Regions from separate parts of the Homo sapiens genome. Here regions 2 and 3 are each linked to region 1. The links are chromatin contacts, found by Hi-C or POLR2A ChIA-PET in ENCODE. All regions are on one chromosome and are shown on one strand. The core of a region is the stretch at or near the end of the contact, and the rest is flanking DNA. Distances in the headings are between cores, read along the strand shown.

Region 1 (3,413 bases), core at 353-2,852:
TGGATCTGATATCTGTTACCATAGATAAGTTCTGTCTATTCTCAAGCTGTTATAAATGGAATCATCAGTACTTTTTGTGTCTGGCTCATGAAGCACAATGTTTAGAGATTCATTCATGTTGTTGCGTATATCATGAGTTTGTTCCTTTTTGTTGCTGGTAGGGTTCCATTGTATGCATATACCACGTTTGTTTATCCATTTACCTGTTGATGCTCACCTGGGCTGTTCCCAGCTTGAGGCTGCTCTGAACATTCTCATACCAGCCTTTTTGTGACTTATGTTTTCACGTCTCTTGGATGAACATTTCAGAATAGGATTACTGGGTCTTAGAGTAGATGTATGTTTCACTTTCTAAGAAAGGATGTTTTCCAAAGTGTTTGTACCATTTTCCACTCCCACCCAGCAGTATGTGAGAGTTCCAGTTGCTCCACATCCTTACCAGCATTTAACATTGTCAGTCCTATTTTAACTCTTCTAGAGGGTGTGTGAGGGCTTCTGGATAGTGCTTTTGACTGAGCTTCCCTCCTCACTCACTCCTGAGTGATTGGAAGGAGGAGCTCTCTTGCAGGTGCACCTTTGGAGTGCGCTGGCAGCGGTGGTGGGACTCAGGCAGACAGTTCTTCATGCCCTCAGCATGGGCCCCACCACAGAGTTTGCTCCGAGAATCTCAGAACCTTCCTTGAGAAGAGGATCACCTTTCCCCCTTGCACTCTTTTAAGTATAGTAGAGGAAATTTCCCCTGTTAAAGAGTTTATACTTCCTATTTGTATGGGGCCCCTTAGCTGTGGTGTTCAAGAGAGCTCTAGAGAATTTCACGGAACAAGAGGAGCAGGGAGACTCAGGAATCTGACCCAGAAACAACCTTGTTACCTGGTGTGTCTGTGGCTCATGTGTGAGACAGAGCAAGCAGCACTAATTACTGCTTGGAACCGACCTCCTGTTTTCCTGCCAGTTTTGAGGGCGAGAACATGAGAGGAAATTTTCTTCACGTTCAAATATCAGTTAGTCTCGAATGTGGTAATATTGTGTCACACTTTTCACCATGGCAATTTCATGCTTTGTAATCTTTAGAAAGATGGGATTCACTCGCTCACTCAGAGTCAGCAGAATTGTAACTGCAGAACACAACAGTGAGGGCCTAACTCGGACTCCATTGCATAAGCCGCGTGTTGCTGTAGCAAAACATGTTTACAACTCTTTTTTTTTTTTTTTTTGAGATGGAGTCTCACTCTGTCGCCCAGGCTGGAGTGCAGTGGGACAATCTCGGCTTACTGCAACCTCTGCCTCCCAGATTCAAGCAATTCTCTGCCTCAGCCTCCTGAGTAGCTGGGATTACAGGCACCCGCCACCACGCCCAGCTAATTTTTGTATTTTTAGTAGAGATGGGGTTTCACCATCTTAGCCAGGCTGGTCTTGAACTCCTGACCTCGTGATTCACCCACCTCAGCCTCCCAAAGTGCTGGGATTACAGGCGTCAGCCACCGCGCCCAGCCTTGTTTACAAACTCTTTAGCCACTTGATTTGTGCTTAAGCCGTGTAGTTCAGCACTAGATGGTGCAGGAGTGTTGTTTTGCAGCAGACTCCTGGATCGAGTTTGCATGTGGCTGGGGCCAGCCAGCCACACGCTGCAACCTCTTCCGGGGGTATTTATAGCACAGTCACTAACATTTGCTGTTCCTGGGTTGCCGTGCACCCTCTCTGCTTAGGAGTACTACTTTAGCAAAAGAGAAGCCAGGTGGAAGGCATCGAAGGGGAATATTTGAGGTCAGCTTGAAATTGAGGACCACAGAGCCAGCTGGAAACTAGAACATTAGCTCTAGGGAAGGCAAGAGATGATCAGGTCTTTCCAATACTCTTGGTTTGGTAGTGCTTGCTGTGTGCTGGGTATATTGGTTATGGTGCTGACACACAGTGGGTGCAGGGGTGAGGAAAATAGCATCCCCACTCTCAAGGACTCGCTAATTCTAGGAGGAGGAGGGACAGGTGTGAAGTCAGCTAAGTGGTGTGTGAGAAACCAATGTGTGATGGTTTTAGAAATGGCTCAAAGGTAAGGGCTAGCTATTCTTATTTTCTCTCTCTCATTATGGGGTCAGTTTTCAGGATTTGGGTGGGGGTTATGATTTCCCGAGGACTGTGTTTTTTTTTCTTTCTTTCTTTTCCTCCCTCCTAGTCTTCCTCTGACCACACTTCTGCTCTTTAGACCCCCTCCAAAGCCTGGGCTGGGCTGTAAAAGCTGCCACGCGCCATGAGTCCCGTTCACCCTGCTGGAGCATTTCTGATGAAAGACTGGGTGCTGAGAGGGGTGAAGCCTGAGAGGACTCAAGGTCCTAAGTTTCATTCGTCTCCCTCTCCGCCGTTCCTCATTATCACATTGGCTGCGCTGCAGTTCCTCTCACACTGAGAAGGAAACTGGGAAAGGGCCAAGAGCACACAGCTGCCAAAGAGACGGAACGAATTCTCCATGGACGTGGACAGACTCTCCCTCCACTTTGCCTGAATGGAGGGCTCTGGCCACTCTCTAGGTCTGGGGTCCCCAGGGCACCCTTGCCTATCACTTCTATGGGGAAAGGGACTTCAGAATATATCCACGCTCTTCGCACACTAAATGACAACTGATGTTGTCATTTACAAATTCCCTCTACCAACACGGTTTGACAGTAGAGCTATTCAGAGGAATCGTGGCTGAAAGAGAACAAGAAATCTTGTTGGGCTTCATGAAAACCAGATCCCAAGAAATCCCTTCCTTGTAGTTAAACACACACTCACTCGCAGAAACAACACAAAGAAAATAACAGTCATAATTTTAAAAAGCCCTCCAAAGAAATTGAACTCAGAACTTTCCTTACCAATAGATAGTTGAATCATTTGAGATCGTTTGGGTCTCCAAGAAAGCATAGGAGCCCATCATGTCTTTTGATCTGAAACCCTTGATTAATAGCGTAGTGGTGAAGGAAATGCTGCCTGTGTGTTCCACTGTACACTTAATATACTAGCAATACTTAGGAAAATCAGCCCTCTCCCCCAGGCCCCCAGAACTGAGAGACAGGCCAAGGCCCAGGGGTCTGGAAGACCAGGCTCTCCAAGGGGTTCAGAAATTCCAGATTTGGAAGACAAGCTATCTGCTGTGGAAATGCTTAATTCCTTTTCTCCGGACATTTTTGGAAGGCTTTCTGCTTTTTTAATCTCCTGACTTCTTGTTTGTGACCAAGTTCAAATTCCAGAGAGGGAAGCAGCCAATATGTGTGATTATTTCCTCTTGCACCAAGTGGAACTAAAAGAATGAACTTACTTCACAAGAAACAAATGTACCCTTTGGACCTCAAACTAAAATGAATTTGCACAGTTGGTCTGGCCCCCGTGCTGTTCTTGCAGTCATTAAACATAAAAATGAAAAAAAAAATGTCAGGGCAGTA
Region 2 (3,413 bases), core at 536-3,035, 380 kb after region 1:
CCTGTTATTCTGCTCTATAAACTTTATCCACAGCATTTACTGCTTTTTAACATAGTATGCAATTTACTCATTTTTATTTATTTAGATTTTTTTTTGAGTCTGAGTCTTGCTCTTTTGCCCAGGCTGGAGTGCAGTGGTCCAATCTCGGCTCACTACAACCTCTGCCTCCTGGGTTGTAGTGATTCTAGTGCCTCAGCCTCCTGAGTAGGTGGGATTACAAGCGTGCAACACCATGCCTGGCTAATTTTTGTATTTTTAGTAGAGACAGGGTTTCACCACGTTGGCCAGGCTGGTCCCAAACTCCTGACCTCAAGTGATCCACCCGTCTCGGCCTCCCAAAGTGCTGAGATTATAGGCGTGAACCACGGCGCCCAGCTGCAATTTATTTATTGTATCTATTGCTCACCTGTTAGAATATAAGTTCTAAGAGGATGGGATCTTTGGTTAACCGATGAATCACAAGAGCCTACCACAGTAGACATACAGTAGGTATGGCGTAAACATTTGTTGAGTGAATAGGAGACATTCCCAGATTCCACTAGAGAATAAATTTGTGTGGATCTAGGCATATGTTCTTGCCCAACTCAATTCAGGATCAACTGTAACTGAAAGATTGGGTTTGAATTGAATTGTGAATGTTGAGTAAAAATAAAGTTAATTGACTTTCCCATGTCAAACCATTACTGACCTTATTTGCCAACCAATTGTTACCAGTCTGTCAGACATTTAGGCTTTACATGACCAAATCAGTCTGTCCTATTAGACTCGTATCAACTTGCAATACTATTTCCAAATAAAAGCTTATATAGTGAGAACTGTATGAACTATGACCAACAGAGATTTTTAAGAAACATTAATTGGAAGACAAAGACTAATTTTTCCCAAAAAAGATTTACACTTTAATTTCCTGAATGATACCAATATTATTTGTAGGCTTTAATCCTACATTTTATACCAAGGAACAATCTTTAGAGCTAATGTCTAATTATTTAAAATTTTTTAAATTTTAAATAAAATAAACATAAACATAAAATAAAATAAACATAAAATTATTTAAAATTTTATTTTATGTTTTTGAGACGGAGTCTCCTTCTGTTGCCCAGGCTGGAGTGCAGTGGTGCGATCTCAGCGCACTGCAACCTCTGCCAGGTTCAAGTGATTCTTGTGTCTCAGCCTCCCGAGTAGCTGGGACTACAGCTGCGCGTGCAACCATACCTGGCTAGTTTTTGTATTTTTAATGGAGACAGGGTTTTACCATGTTGCCCAGGCTGTCTCAAACTCCTCACCTCAAGTGATCTGCCCACCTTGGCCTCCCAAAGTGCTGAGACTACAGGCATGAGCCACTGTGCCCAGCCAAATTTTATTTTTAATTGACAAATAATAATTGTATCTACTTACTGGGTTCAACAAAATGTTTTGATACATGTTTACAGTGTAGAATGATTAAATCAAGCTAATTAACATCTATCACTTCACACACTTATCTTTTTTTTGTAGTAAAAACATTTAAAATCTACTTGGCAGTTCTGAAATATACAATCATTATTAAGTCACCATTCTGTGCAATAGATCTGATATCTAATTTTTTAATCTCTTCCTGTAATTTTCTTATTCTGGAAAAACAGTAAGTTAAAGTCATATGAGAAAGGCTTATAAATTAATGGAGTGTGAAATCTATCTGACCTAGCTTTAACTAATCACGTCACAGCCTGCTTGCCTATTAGTCATAAAAATTCCACCTGAAACATGAATGAGTCACGAGAAGCAATTGATTTCCTGGCAGAGTCAATGTGGAAGAAGCTGGGATCACAAAAGGAAAAAACAAAAAAACAAACAAAACTAGCTCTAACTAGAGGTGCCCAAACTAAGTAAATGAGTGCTGGCTTTGTCTTCCTTTGTCATAAAAGGAAAAAACAAAACTCCATATGTTAACCAAGTTCATCCTTTAAAACACTAGTCTCACTGATTTTCTGAGAGAAAGAGTTCACGTCACAGCTTTTGGTTAAATTAATTATGCACACTTGTCCTCCTTTCACTTTTCCTTCTGATGGCTTGAGCTGTTTGATTTATGGACCTCTGCTCCCTCTTAAACTCCTGTCAAAACTGTTTTAGTTGGTTTCTTCCCTAAAGACCTATAATTATGGATCTGGGGTTTCCCTTCATGAGTCTGTAAAAAAGTTTTAAATATTCAGCTTTTTTCCTTTTCTACTCTGAAGAACTTACATTTCCAGTTAAAACATAATTTAAACTTAACGAAGTAACATTATAGCCATTGTAGGGGAGGTGGCAGTACTGCTCCACTGATCAGGCTATACCTAGAATATTGATTTCTTAATTCAGATATTGACGAACTAAAACATTTTTAAAAATTCACAGTTTGAAGAGTTGAAGTAATGCCACATGAATGAACAGAGGATATTTAATGCCACAGTTAATGAACAGAGGATATTTACTCTAGAGAAAACAAGACTCAGGAGGGCCATGATAGCTGTCTTCATGTATCAAAAGAGTCGTCAAGTAGCACAGGAGAAGAGACTTGCTTAAGATGGTCCTGGAAGGCAGTCATAATCAAGAAATATAACTTATAAGCAGTGTAATTTCTATAAACTTAGAATTTTCTAATAATTTTGTCTCACTAAATTTAAATAGGCTTGGGAAACAGTAAACTTCTACTAGACGTGTTCAAACAATAGCTATTTGTTAAAGAAGCTGTATAAGGAATTCAATTTAGAAGAGGGTTGAATGCAATGAGTTCTACAGTCCTTTGAACTCTTACGTGTATAGACTCCCTTGACTTTCACTGACCCATCACATCTATTTTCTAAAACGAAAAGAATGATGACCTCAATACCTAGCTTTATACACATTTTTAACTTTATAGTGGCAAAATTTTACTGAATAATTTTGGTGTCACTAATAACTGCCCTATCATATAAGCCATCTTGTAACATCAAAACTAGCTCAGAAGAGTTAGAGTTACTGCATTTAACAAGCAGAAGTCAAATAATATTTTCTTCTAAAGTTCAGGGAAATTTCAGGCACAAATAGCATAATATGACAGTGGTTTAGGTGATCAGAGAAAATTAGGTTGCCTTTACAAGATGATACTTGCTTTTTTAAAAACAAAACAAAACAAAACAAAACTGCTGAGCAAAATGCAATTTCTTTGCGACCAAGCTACAGAAGAAGTTGGTTCATGAGAATCACAACTATCTTATATTTCAGAAGAGAATAAAAGACACAATCAGATCATCTCCTATACTCTTTTGACTAAGCATGTCCTAAATAAACATACATGCCTTAAGCTCATCTATATGATTACTCTTTCCTGTAATTTCAAACTTTAGCCTTCACTTCTTTTCTAAAATTTGAATTTCAACAGGAAAAATGCATGTGCTTGAGAACACTAAAAA
Region 3 (3,413 bases), core at 616-3,115, 280 kb after region 1:
GACCCCATCTCTATGAAAAATGTAAAAATTAGCCAGGCATTGTGGCACACGCCTGTAGTCCCAGCTACTCAGGAGGCAGAGGCGAGACGATCTACCAGAGCCTGGAAGGTGGAGGCTGCTGTGAGCTGTGTTTGCACCACAGCGCTGTAGCCTGAGTGATAGAGCGAGATCCTGTCTCAAAAAAAAAGTTATAAAATAGCTCAAAGACAATAAATAGCTGAAATTAAATAATCTAGAACAGTGTGCTCTAAGCAACACATTGTTTTCCACTGGAGACACCAGTAATTTTTTTTTGTTTATTCCAAGTTTTTTTATATATCTGATTACTTTTTTCTTTTTATTTTTGAGATGGAGTATTACTCTGTCACCCAGGCTGGAGTGCAGTGGCACCATCTCGGCTCACTGCAAGCTCCACTTCCCGGGTTCACGCCATTCTCCTGCTTCAGCCTCCCGAGTAGCTGGGACTACAGGCACCCGCCACCACGCCCAGCTAATTTTTTGTATTTTCAGTAGAGATGGAGTTTCACTGTGTTAGCCAGGATGGTCTCGATCTCCTGATCTCGTGATCCTCCTGCCTTGGCCTCACAAAATACTGGGATTACAGGCGTGAGCCACTGCACCCAGCCTGGGTGACTTTTAATGCAATGCCTCACATATAACAACTCAGTAAGTACCAGATGAATAGATAAATGATGAATGACAAAACGAAAATTTGAGCTGTAAGTAGAGTTCGGATAAAATATTAGCATCGGCCGGTTGTGGTGGCTCACGCCTGTAATCCTAGCACTCTGGGAGGCCGAGGTAGGTGGATCACGAGGTCAGGAGATCGAGACCATCCTGGCTAACACGGTGAAACCCCGTCTCTACTAAAAATACAAAAAATTAGCCAGGAGTGGTGGCGGGTGCCTGTAGTCCCAGCTACTCAGGAGGCCGAGGTAGGAGAATGGCGTGAACCCGGGAGGCAGAGCTTGCAGTGAGCCGAGATCGCCCCACTGCACTCTAGCCTGAGTGACGGGTCAAGACTCCATCTCAAAAATAATAATAATAATAATTAGCATCTTTGTAAGAATGGCAGAAAACAACTTGAGGTCTTTTAGCCTTTCTCTGCTGGCTATGACACATCTCTGTGCTTCCTGGATAGTTTGTTAGTTTCTGTTTTGTGTTCATTCATTCACTTATTATTCATTCTTATTATTCATTATTCATTCATTTATTCAACATTATTCATTGCAACTTGTGGGAAGAACAAAATAAACAACATTGACAACAAGGAATAAACCCAGAAGCAGCAAGAGACTTGGGAATTTTGTAGTGACGCCAGTTTGGTTTCCACTGATACATTCGGGTAAAAATGACTCCAGTTTGGTTTGCTATGTGGAAGACAAACAATTCATTCCTCACTCACTCTCCTCTGGAGTTGAGAGAAAACAGCCATCCCTCTTCTCCCTCTCTGTGGAAAAAGACCGAATCAGTTGGCGGAGCTTAGCTAAGCTTTTTTTAGTGAAGTTAGAACTTGCTTGGAGACACAGGACTTCCTCTACAAAAGGGCTTTTTTTTTTTTTTTTAATTGAAGGAAACACTGAAGTCTCTTCTAACTCTAGCTGGCCCCCAGCCTGGCTCTCTGCAGCCCCTGCAGTTGACCCTGTCTGACTTTGCCTCTGCAGGAACTTTCTTCACGTTCAAAACCATGAAACATTTTGCCCTGCCTCGGAGTAAAATCAAACACCAGTGAGAACCTCTTGAAGTGAGTTTCCATAGACTCTCAGATGGAAGCCTGGGAATTTCACTGTGCCCCTAAGGAGACCTGAGCTTCCTAAGAGATGAGGACACTTTGATTTCCTAATGTGACTTTTGTCACAGTGGAGCACACTTTGACTCTCACTTCCTGTTTTAATTCTGTTTGGAAATAAAAATCTGCTGAGATTTAGTTTCAAAAGAGCTTCTTGAGGTTTTCTCTGCCAACTAGAAAAGGGAATAACGGCCAGGCGTGGTGGCTCACGCCTGTAATCCCAACACTTTGGGAGGCCAAGGCAGGTGGATCACCTGAGGTCAGGAGTTCGAGACCAGCCTGACCAACATGGAGAAACCCCATCTCTACTAAAAATACAAAACTAGCCGTGCATGGTGGTGCATGCCTGCAATCCCAACTATTTGGGAGGCTGAGGCAGGAGAATCGCTTGAACCCGGGAGGCGGAGATTGCGGTGAGCCGAGATCACGCCATTGCACTCCAGCCTGGGCAACAAGAGTAAAACTCCATCTCAAAAAAAAAAAAAGGAAAAGAAAAAGAAAAGGGAATAAACACAATTGCAGTCAGCACGCACTGATAACCAGGGCTGCCAGTTAACGTGGGGACCTTGCTTTGTTGAGATGGAACACATCCTACTCGGGAGGGCTATGAATGAGGTCTCAAGGGGTGAGCCAAGGTTCCCTGGGTGGAGTGGACTGGGGAACAAGGCAGATGGAGCTGCACCAGGAAAAGCGAGGAGAACAGGGAGGGAGCTGAGGGATGTGGGGTGCATGGGGAGTGGTGGAATAGCAAAGCCTTCATTGGGAGTTGGGCTGTGAGGGGCCTTGTGCCAGGGACTTTACTCCAGAAGCCAGAGGGACTCATGGAAGGTTTCTAGCCTGAGTCAATTTGGTTTCAAAAGATCACTCTACGTGAAAGAAGGAAGTGCTTCTTTCTTAGCCACCTTCTTGGGTGGCTGCTGGGGTAACTTAGGGAAGCCATGCTAAGTGCAGGAGCTGAGATAGTGCCTTTAGTGACAGTAGAAGGGGTTAGAGGAGCAGAGGGGATGGAACCTAGACCTCAGCCATTCCCCGCGCTGCCTCCTGGTCCAGTGATCTTTCTCCTACTCCAGGGCACCACCAGCTCTTCCCCCAGAGCCCTCCTTGGCAGAACAGAGTATACAGTCCCTGCGGAACTGGAGGCCCAGCTAGAGATGGAATATGGCATGCCAGAAAGTTCTTTGAAGTAGTGTATTTTGTCTGAAAAAATGCATGCAAATATTTACGTTCTGTTTCAGAAGAGTAGTGCTCCAGGAAGCTGAACCACTTTTTTAACCTGTGACTCTGGTGCCCCCTGCTTTTCTCACTTACACACATGCCAGGCTGGGAATGGTCCCTGCTCCTGAGCAGCCAGTTTGTTGATATCCCCTCCACACACCATAAGATCATGGACGCCAGGCTTGCTTTCTGGAGTGGGAAGCACATGTGCACAAAGCATACCTGTCTGTGTCCTGGAAACACTGCCTTCACTTCTCTTGAGTGAAAGGATTTACTGAATTGGATTTACGATATTTAAATTAATTTTATTGTCACTCCCTTCAAATTCCTTTTTCTTTCCCCACTCTGATAAATACTCAGTTAATTAGCTTTACAGATCAAGAGTTAGCTAGTGGCGGCCGGGCACGGT

The links. A loop is a pair of places that touch in the nucleus more often than their neighbours do. ChIA-PET counts read pairs that join two places held with the same protein, here RNA polymerase II (POLR2A). Pooled maps may share reads with other maps.
Region 2: a loop to region 1 is called in a pooled map, with 2.0 times the contacts of the local background. The contact joins two enhancer-like sites. A Hi-C loop is called at or near these places in 3 of 50 pooled maps. POLR2A ChIA-PET finds 5 or more read pairs at or near these places in 2 of 52 experiments (HepG2 and activated T-cell).
Region 3: a map of naive thymus-derived CD4-positive, alpha-beta T cell shows a loop between it and region 1 (19-fold over the local background). The contact joins two enhancer-like sites. A Hi-C loop is called at or near these places in 2 of 168 maps with a recorded cell type or tissue (both naive thymus-derived CD4-positive, alpha-beta T cell), 23 of 37 single-sample maps with no recorded cell type and 12 of 50 pooled maps. POLR2A ChIA-PET finds 5 or more read pairs at or near these places in 5 of 52 experiments (AG04450, GM10248, activated B cell and 1 more).

What each region holds. Positions count from the first base shown.
Region 1 is chr18:23,357,185-23,360,597 of GRCh38, reverse strand. The region is part of intron 11 of SLC35D4 (solute carrier family 35 member D4); the gene reads left to right. Among named protein-coding and RNA genes, the nearest start is that of SLC35D4, 79 kb to the left of the region's middle. RefSeq lists an enhancer at 1,727-1,846. Within about 2 kb of position 1,602, at least 24 of the 41 ENCODE cell types and tissues checked have a DNase peak (open chromatin) inside an H3K27ac peak, as active enhancers do.
Region 2 is chr18:22,976,928-22,980,340 of GRCh38, reverse strand. The region is part of intron 6 of RBBP8 (RB binding protein 8, endonuclease); the gene reads right to left. Among named protein-coding and RNA genes, the nearest start is that of RBBP8-AS1, 45 kb to the right of the region's middle. Within about 2 kb of position 1,785, at least 7 of the 41 ENCODE cell types and tissues checked have a DNase peak (open chromatin) inside an H3K27ac peak, as active enhancers do.
Region 3 is chr18:23,077,248-23,080,660 of GRCh38, reverse strand. No RefSeq gene overlaps it. Among named protein-coding and RNA genes, the nearest start is that of CABLES1, 57 kb to the left of the region's middle. Within about 2 kb of position 1,865, at least 3 of the 41 ENCODE cell types and tissues checked have a DNase peak (open chromatin) inside an H3K27ac peak, as active enhancers do.